Linked DNA regions of Homo sapiens: regions 2 and 3 are each linked to region 1. Evidence: chromatin contacts called from ENCODE Hi-C or POLR2A ChIA-PET data. All regions are on one chromosome and are shown on one strand. The core of a region is the stretch at or near the end of the contact, and the rest is flanking DNA. Distances in the headings are between cores, read along the strand shown.

Region 1 (2,794 bases), core at 41-2,540:
CCTGCTTCCCATGGTCTCGCGGAGCTGTTTTAGAGTGCTTGTCTGAAATGACACTATCACCCACCGCCAAAACTGAGACAGCGCCCACCACAGTGGATACCTGTGTTCAAGACAAATCGAATAGAGAGATCACCTGATTTTACTGTCACCCCAAGAACATGAAGGAGTCAAAATTTCAGAAACTAATGATACAAGGCCACAAAGCACACGGTATTAAAACATACCTCTGTCATACACTTTGCTCGCATATTTGTTATTTACAAGGGGTATGTGTCACAACACTGCAATTTGAACATTTTCATAAAGACGAGGGGAGAATCTGCCATTCAGTAGAAGGGACCCTGAGGGAACAGGTGGTGCGTTTCTCTCCACGGCACGTCTTTGCCAGCTGGAGCCTCTACGAAAGGGAGGACTCATAAACTGCAACCTCAAGTTAAATTATGAGGCAAGTAAAAGGGAATTTTATGGGTCTTCCTAAACTGAGGAAGTTTAAGAGATATTTTTCTATTTTATCACCATGTTCCTAGTCCATTTGATTTTATGATGTCATATTTTAAAATAAAGGGATATTAATTGTCCAGGTAATCAAAAGTAAACCAAATAATTGAAATTGTTTTCTTTCAGGAAAAACTCTCCATTTTCCTGTGAGCTTTTAAAATGTAGGGAGAACAAGCACTTACTCAGGGTGCAGCCCCCCAACCTGATCCTCCTGCCCGCCCCATGCACCCTGAGTGGCAAAGGAAGAAGAGGGCTCCTGCCCCTCCTGGCTGGACCACCCTGAGAGGCTGCGGTGGGCGAGCAGTGAGGAGGGCAGACCTGGCTGTGCACGAGCTGCCAAACAGCCAGCACTTGTGGACCCTGTGGCTTGCCGTCTGGGGACATGCTTAGCCCCTGTCTGCAAAATGAGACAAGGAGGGGCTGGCAGCCTGCACCGGCACATGAGGTGGCTTCAGCTTGTCTTAAATGACAGGTTTCAGGCATGGCTGTTCTCCCTGTCCCTCCCATCCCCAGTCACTGTGTGCTTCTGATTTTATCCAAGGGGCACAGGCCTGAACAAGGGCCATAGCAAAGGGATGAATGAAAAGGTTTTCCATAAACTCCTACCAAATACCCGGAGAAAGTGGTTCTCCACAAATCCCCCCCAAACACCAGGAGAAAGTGTGTGATGAGGTGGACACTCACCAAGCAAGACCTCGCCTCTCACAGAGCCCCTCTGGCTGGTGCCTCTTGGGAACTGCGGGGAGCGCTGGCAGGCAGCTTCTCACTGCTGACTGCCAGGAATCTGGGCACGCACAAGGGACACAGACTGAATGTATTAACGAAGGTGGCAGTGACATATTCAACAAAAGGCCAAGAAGACCAAGTGAAGCCTTCAAAATCAGGAAATCAGCACGGACCGTTTGTGTGTTTGTGTGTGTGTGTGTGTGTGTGTGTGTGTGTGTCAGGCCACCTGGGTGATGGCCGAAGTTAACTGTGATAAGGCCCGGCCACCTCCACCAACATACACACTGAGCCTCCCCGGAACTGTTTTGCATACTCTGCCTCGAGCTCACAGTCATGTCCCTGTTACCAGAGAGCAGGGCCTTACAAGAAGTGTCAAGGTTGAGAGAAAGTGTGGGATGACATCTAGGCAACAAGACCACAGACAGGGCACCCGACCCCACCCATGCTGACAGCAACTCTCCTGGGCTCCCTGGCCAAAGGACTACAGGGAGGGGAGTAAACACCCAGCCAGGGCCCGACACCTCTCCACTGGCAGCAGCAGCATAGTGAGTTAAGGGGCCACCTCCCTAGAGGTCCTGAGAGCAGCACAAATGCTACCGTGGGAGGGTCCCCAGGGTGCATGCTGCCCTAGGCACCACCCCAACAAAGCCGTCCCGGAATCCATGCAGAATGTCTCCACGGACGAAAAAGGCAAGACACTCAAACAGACACTGGTACCCCCATGTTCACAGCAGCACTGTTTACAACAGCCAAAAGGTGGAAGCGCCCAAGGGTCCCTTAACAGATGAATGGATAAACAAGATGTGGTGGTGGGTTCATGCAATGGAATGGTGTCCGCCTCAGAAAGGAGGCTCTGGCACATGCTCCAACACAGATGAGCCTTGAGGACACGATGCTGAGTGAAATAAGCCGGTCACTAAAGGACAAGTACTGTGTGATTCCGCTCACGTGAGACACCCAGGGCAGTCCACTTCGTAGAGGCTGAATGCAGAACGGTTGTTGCCAGGGGCTGGGCATGGGGGAAGGGGGAGTTAGTGTTTCACGGGCACAAAGTTTCCGTTTGGGAGGATAAAAAGTGTTGGAGAGGAGGGCGGCGGTGATGCTCACAACAATGTGAAGGTATTGAATTCCACGGAACTGCACACTTAAAAGGGTTAAATGGCTAATTTTATGTTATGTATATTTCACCATAATAAAACAATTTTTTAAAAGTAAAGCACAAGATAGAACACGCTTAAGGTTATAAGGCTGTGTGTGCCAGTGGAGCACAGCTCAGCTGCTCAGTGTGACAGTGACAAGCCCCAAGTTAGCACGTGGTCCACTTCCAGGAAGTGGAGGAGTCAGAGCGCCCCACCCCTCATGCCTCAACCTTCAGAACTGACATGCTCAGCGCAGAAGGGCCACCCCTGGGCATGAGGGTAGACCATGGTGGTGGTCCCACACTGCTGAGCGTTCTTCAAGCCTTCCTAAACATCCCTGGATAAAAGAGACAGCATGAGAATCACCTAGCCTGACATGTGCCGGACACGTGCCTGACACGTGCAATGTTCCTTCAGTGATCTAAAATGAC
Region 2 (2,950 bases), core at 451-2,950, 34 kb before region 1:
GGAAGAGGGGCCACAGGGTTGGGAGAGGGGACATGATGCTTAAGTGAGAATGTCCCTCTTGTGTCCCTGAAACCTGAGCCCTGCAGATGCTTCCTGAAGGATGGAAGAGTCTACACTGTGGGTCAGGGCTCCCCAGTGGCCGCAGATGGGATGAAGCCACCACCAGAAAGAGCCCAACTGAGTGTGGGGTGGGGTGGGCCCTGCAGGATGTCACATGAAGAGCCCATGAGATGGGAGAGAGGAGCATACGTCGGGCGGGGTGAGACATGACCCAGGCATGCACTCCCCAAACCTTCAGACACGGCTTACTGCATGGTGGAGGAATGGAGAACATGCATTTTACTCTGATTTTCTCTAAGGAATAAATTTTATTTTAAAATCACAGAGAAGGAAAAAATCAAATGGAGTATCAAACCTTAATTTAAGAAATCCATCTGCTTCATCAAAAATTTGCTGTGAGCTTTTAAGAATAAACAGGGCAAATTTACTTTATTCAAGAATGATATTCTTTTTGTAAAGCCTATCTTCAAAGTAATACATTATTCAATTTCTGCTTTAAACCCTTCGTTTTTATTCATTTTCCTTTTCTTCTTGAGAAAATCTCAAACTCACTCATGGTTCCATATATGTACTACGTGCCTGAGAACAGTGCTGTTCCCCACAGACGGGCTGGGAAGGCAGGAAGACAACCCCACTCCTGCATTTAATCTCTCGTCTCCAGCAACATACTGTAACTTAAGCACGGGAAGATCCTAAAACACATGACAGGTGAGGAAGGGACTGGAGACACCTAGTCCTGTTTCCCACAACCTTCATTTTCAGTTCCACCTTGGACCGCTGCTGCCTGGGTCACCCATGAAGAAGTGGCCTGCCCTGGTAGTCACAGGTTCCAAGTCGCCCAAGCTGGAGAGCTACAAGCACTTCCAGAAAATCTGGGACATGCATGGTGAACCATCCAAACGGGAAGAAGGTCATTACAAAAAAAAAAAAAATGACGGAACGTCCATAGTGGAACCTAGTCTTACACATTAGGCTCATCACCTAGCAACTAGAACCCTTGCTGAGGGTTTCCACATCACTTCCTGATCACTCCCAGTGACCCACAGTGGGGACGTGTTGGGGAGATGATGGATGCGGGGCTAGAGCAGGAAAACCATTCTCATGCTCCTCATTTCCCCCCAGACCTTCTAATAAGATCTGCTGTCAGAAAGCCCAAGGGCCTGGCTTAAGATCCCCTAACGTTCCCTGTCCCTGGTCACCCGAGAGGGCAGAGCCCACAGGGAGGACAGCTCTGTGAGTCACCTACCGGGACCAAGCCCTAGGTACCTGCACCGCTCAGCTGTCACCACTGCTTATCAGCAGTTCCAGCCCAGCCCGAGGTTCTTATGGTTCCTTTAAATCTGAGGATGTCCTAGGAATGGGCATCATGTGTTTAGTTGCTTATTTTCCAAGTGTAGCAGTGCCACTGGGACTCTGGGCACGGGGACTGTTTTGCAAAAGTTGAAAACACACACGGGTAAAAGCCGGTCAAAGAAAGCAGTAGCCAAACTAAAGTCAGGTTATATATCCACCAGGGCTTTACCTCATACCTGCCTACAAAAGGCACAAGATCAACAAGGCCTGTTTGTACCACGGTCTGAAAAACGAGCCAGCACCGCCCTGGGCAGGACGAGGAGCCCAGGGCTGCCCAGGTTCTAAAAGTAAAAGCCTCCCACGGAAAATAGCACGCCAGGGATTCCAACACGAGGAATCGAGGTGGTTAGTGACTCATTTTCAGAGCCAGGAAGGTGAGGTGCAGCCAAGACCCAAGCACCATCAACTACGTCTGACAGCTAAGAGGAGGGCAGCCGAGATCCTCAGGTGTAACCACAGCCTTACAAAGGCACACAAAGCCAGGACGGTCTGATCTGAGAGTCAGCAGAAGCCTAGCTTTACATATAATGAAGCTGGGGCTGGAAGGAGGCGGGAGGATCATGTTACATGGCGGGGTCTCCCCCAGATGACCTTAAGGGCAGCTTGGCAGGAATTTTACTTCCTTGCATTGATTAAAGCCCATGAACAGCCTTAAGTCCCCAGACAAAATAGCAAAACAGGTCCTGGACGATTCAGCGCGAGGTGGGACACAACAGGGAGGGAGAAGTCAGTATCCAGGGGCACTGCCCGGACCCAGAAGGCGGAGGCTGGGATGTCCCCAGCAGAAACGGACTTCCCTGGACTCCAGCAGGCTCTCTGCGGATAAGGGATTGGAGTGAGTGAGAGGAAAGAGGAGGACAGAGGCAAACTTTTCTTTCTGCCCAGTTCTAGGCCATCAAGGGAGTGAAGGATCCCCAAAGACATAAGGCAGAGCTGGGAGAAGAAAGGAGAGGAGGAAACAAAAAAAGGAACAAGAAGTAAGGATGAGGAGACAAAACAAATGGCATGGAACATGCTAGAAGCCTTCCAATGACTTCCCCATGTGGAAACTGCACACCCGGGCATCCCTCCCGGCTTTCTGTGGATGGGCCCATCCAACGCAGCTCTTGTTAGAGGAGTGCACACTCCCCTCTACTATTTGGTAAGTGTTTGTAGCAAGACCAGTGCATAGGTGGGACGTGATCTGAAAGTTTACAAGAAGGAAGTGAAAAACCACTTGTGAGATTGTGGGGAGAAAACGCTGGGAGCCCAGAGACACCACAGGCGTCAAGAGTCCAGGGACCATGCATGGTGGTTTATCAGTGGCAAGGAGACCAAGGTTTGACCCAGCCTGACCTCGTAGCACTTCCTCGTCCAGATGGATGTGGGCTTGTCCTCCCATCACGCACCTGTCCAAGCTGGCTGCACCTGCATGGACTGCTCTCCACTCTGCAAGGGCCAACACAGCTCACACCCACCCCGATGCCAGAGGAAACCGAGGCACACGGCTGGAAGCTGCCAGTGGGCAAAGCGCTCCAGCCCCAGCTGGTGCAGAAGC
Region 3 (2,796 bases), core at 115-2,614, 52 kb before region 1:
AACTAGTTCTTTTCCCACTGAACCTACATACCCACTCTGTTACAGATAATATCATTTGATTTGGGCTTATTAGGTTCCATTAATCTACTTGTCCTTTCTCATGTCAACCCCACATGGCATGGTAGTACAGTATGTTGGATCAGTGCCACCATTAGCTTCAGCGCTGAGAGGAGTCTTCATGCAAAGGTACCTGCTCAGGGTGGAGCCCAGAGACAGGGCCCTGGGCCAGCACACTGGGGAGGTCCTGCTCTGCTCTCTGCAAAGACAGTGGCCACCAGCCCTCCCCCTGCCCCAGCCAGTCTGAGGTCCCATAGCCACCAGGAGGGCTTAGGCGGGATGCCCCAAAGCCTCAACAAACACCCATGCAGGTCATTTGTCATAGAAAAGGGGGCCAACCCCAGACCCACGTGGGTGACAGATGTTGCATGTATTTAAATGACCCTGCAAATGCTCCCGGGGGTTAGATGGCCTACTGCAGCCTCTATGTGGATGTCCAACCCCAACCCCCCAAGCACTGGCCTGGTGAGGGTGAGGCCCGCGTTTAGAATTCAGATCTTAGAGCACGAAGCACGCACTGCACCAGGCACCTCCAGAGTGTTAATTCACCTCCAGGAGACTTGTTTGGAATGTCAATTTTGTTGCTTTGAGTTCCATCTCCCCTGCCAGGGCAGGGCTCTCATCGCTGAGACCATCTTTACCTGCACAACTTCACCTGCAGCCCCAGTTCCAATATCTGTTACAAAAAGTTGCTCCTTTTCAATCTTTTTTTTTTTTTTGAGATGGAGTTTTGCTCTCGTTCCCCAGGCTGGAGTGCAGTGGTGCGATCCTGACTCACCGCAACCTCCACCTCCCAGGTTCAAGCAATTCTCCTGCCTCAGCCTCCCGAGTAGCTGGGACTACAGGCATGCGCCACCATGCCCAGCTAATTTTTGTATTTTTAGTAGAGACAGGGTTTCTCCATGTTGGTCAGGCTGGTCTCGAACTCCCGACCTCAGGTGATCCACCCACCTCGGCCTCCCAAAGTGCTGGGATTACAGGCATGAGCCACTGCACCTGGCCTCAATCTTATTTTTAAGACTGTCTTGGCTCATTTGGAGGCATCATAAATGTTAAGGCCATTTTATTCAATTCCAAGAGAAGCCTCCAGATAGAAATGCATGCAGCTCTTGGGAGAATGAGCACTGCAATCATACCTGCTCTTCCCATCCCACCCAGGGCCCTGGGAGATGCTGCAGTGCCTCATGCACACTTACACCCTTTAAAAAGATATCGCCACTTTCTTCATAAAGCTCCTAAGCCTCTTGTTAAGTTTCTGAGTACTGTGCAGTTTTTGTTCCTATTTTTGTAGACCACCTTCCCCACTTCCCCTTCTAAGTGCTCATTGTGCTCCCTGAGTGATTATAAGTAGTTCTCTGTAAGTGGCCACAGGTCTTCCCCAGCAGCTCCACTTCGCTGGGTGTGAGTTCTGTTTGTCCAAACCCTCTTCCGCTCCCTGGCAGCCAGGACCCTGCGGATGAGTGGTTACTATTTTGGTTAGCATAGCATGCTTGGGTCAGCTTTCTAAAGTGATGGCAGATCCCTTTCTTAGAAAAGGTGAAGTGGCCTCCCAAGAGTTGTGGGCACATAACTTCCCCCAATCCTCCCTCAGAAGCAAGGGAAAATCAGCCTGGGGAACCAGGGCATCCAGTCGCCTTTGCATGCACAGTTGACCTCTTTTCCACTGGAGGCCCCCAGACCTCTGCAAGCCCAAGTTTCCTCCAAGATGCTCTGCTCTGTGGGACTCACCCCAGGGTTCTCCGATGCCCCACCAGTGCTGTCTAGGGACCCAGGGAACCCAAGTCCTGCCCCAGATGCCCAGGGATACAGCAGCTACCTCATTCAGGATGTGTATGGGAGGGAGAGAAGGGTTTTGTCCAGGACACCATTTCCCCAGAGTCCCCTGATTCCTCTAAATCAGAATTCTGAAGATGAAAAGGCTTCACTGATTATAAGGTCCCTCTCTCTCATTTTTCATTATGAGGGGATTAAAAGCCAGACAGGCAGATTGATTTTCTCACTCATGTGAAGGTGGCAGCCTGGGTCAAAGCCCTCAGATGTGCCTTTCCCTGAGGCTTCTCTTGCAACAACTTACTGAAAGCACTCACCCTCCGATCAGTCCCTTACTAACATCACCCTGCCCAGAGGCTGGCTTCTCCTACCACGCAGAATTAAAAATCACAAAGCAACCTCTTTAATAAATAAATAAATATAAGAAGCAAAAAAAAAATCTCTGGAAATATCTCCAAAAAATATCACAATATTTCTCCATAACATATTTACTGCAAATATCCCTAAATTGTAATGGGCTACAGAGTATGATCAGTAAAGTACCTTAAGCAAACAAACACTGCCCCGTCTTGGAAGATCCAGCCCTGGGAATAGAGGGGACTTTAACACATGGATCAAAATATACCATGGAGACATGATTTCCCTGGGCACAGTGTGCAGTGACCTAAGACACCTTTGTGAATCCCGGCTTGGAAGCCGACGTCAATTTTCCCAGTCAAGCATCAACAGCAGCAGTGCCCTCGCGAAACTGACTTTACCCGGTAATATTCCGAGAATGGATAACAAGGCTGAAACGCAGAACTAACTACAAACTGAGTTTTCCTCCTTGGGTAAAATACAGTGAGAAGGGCCATGCAGATGGTCATCTTCTCTGGAGGCCACACACGTGGATTCCACAAAGGCCATTGCAGGGTCATTGTCACCAGTCAGTCTTGGCAGTGTCCCTGGAAGGTGTGCCATTCCCATTAT

Evidence for each region. A loop is a pair of places that touch in the nucleus more often than their neighbours do. ChIA-PET counts read pairs that join two places held with the same protein, here RNA polymerase II (POLR2A). Pooled maps may share reads with other maps.
Region 2: a map of naive thymus-derived CD4-positive, alpha-beta T cell shows a loop between it and region 1 (4-fold over the local background). The contact joins two enhancer-like sites. A Hi-C loop is called at or near these places in 8 of 168 maps with a recorded cell type or tissue (CD4-positive, alpha-beta T cell, CD4-positive, alpha-beta memory T cell, CD8-positive, alpha-beta T cell and 3 more), 13 of 37 single-sample maps with no recorded cell type and 18 of 50 pooled maps. POLR2A ChIA-PET finds 5 or more read pairs at or near these places in 8 of 52 experiments (CD4-positive, alpha-beta T cell, CD4-positive, alpha-beta memory T cell, OCI-LY7 and 4 more).
Region 3: a loop to region 1 is called in a map of OCI-LY7, with 4 times the contacts of the local background. The contact joins two enhancer-like sites. A Hi-C loop is called at or near these places in 20 of 168 maps with a recorded cell type or tissue (CD14-positive monocyte, Caco-2, GM12878 and 11 more), 26 of 37 single-sample maps with no recorded cell type and 32 of 50 pooled maps. POLR2A ChIA-PET finds 5 or more read pairs at or near these places in 7 of 52 experiments (AG04449, IMR-90, OCI-LY7 and 4 more).

Annotation. Positions count from the first base shown.
Region 1 is chr15:25,843,914-25,846,707 of GRCh38, forward strand. All of the region lies in intron 1 of ATP10A (ATPase phospholipid transporting 10A (putative)), which reads right to left. Among named protein-coding and RNA genes, the nearest start is that of MIR4715, 3.5 kb to the right of the region's middle. RefSeq lists an enhancer at 1,162-2,003. Within about 2 kb of position 1,291, at least 2 of the 41 ENCODE cell types and tissues checked have a DNase peak (open chromatin) inside an H3K27ac peak, as active enhancers do; they include OCI-LY7, where a contact is called at or near this core.
Region 2 is chr15:25,809,036-25,811,985 of GRCh38, forward strand. All of the region lies in intron 1 of ATP10A (ATPase phospholipid transporting 10A (putative)), which reads right to left. Among named protein-coding and RNA genes, the nearest start is that of MIR4715, 38 kb to the right of the region's middle. RefSeq lists an enhancer at 2,390-2,890. Within about 2 kb of position 1,701, at least 3 of the 41 ENCODE cell types and tissues checked have a DNase peak (open chromatin) inside an H3K27ac peak, as active enhancers do.
Region 3 is chr15:25,792,112-25,794,907 of GRCh38, forward strand. All of the region lies in intron 1 of ATP10A (ATPase phospholipid transporting 10A (putative)), which reads right to left. Among named protein-coding and RNA genes, the nearest start is that of MIR4715, 55 kb to the right of the region's middle. Within about 2 kb of position 1,365, at least 3 of the 41 ENCODE cell types and tissues checked have a DNase peak (open chromatin) inside an H3K27ac peak, as active enhancers do; they include OCI-LY7, where a contact is called at or near this core.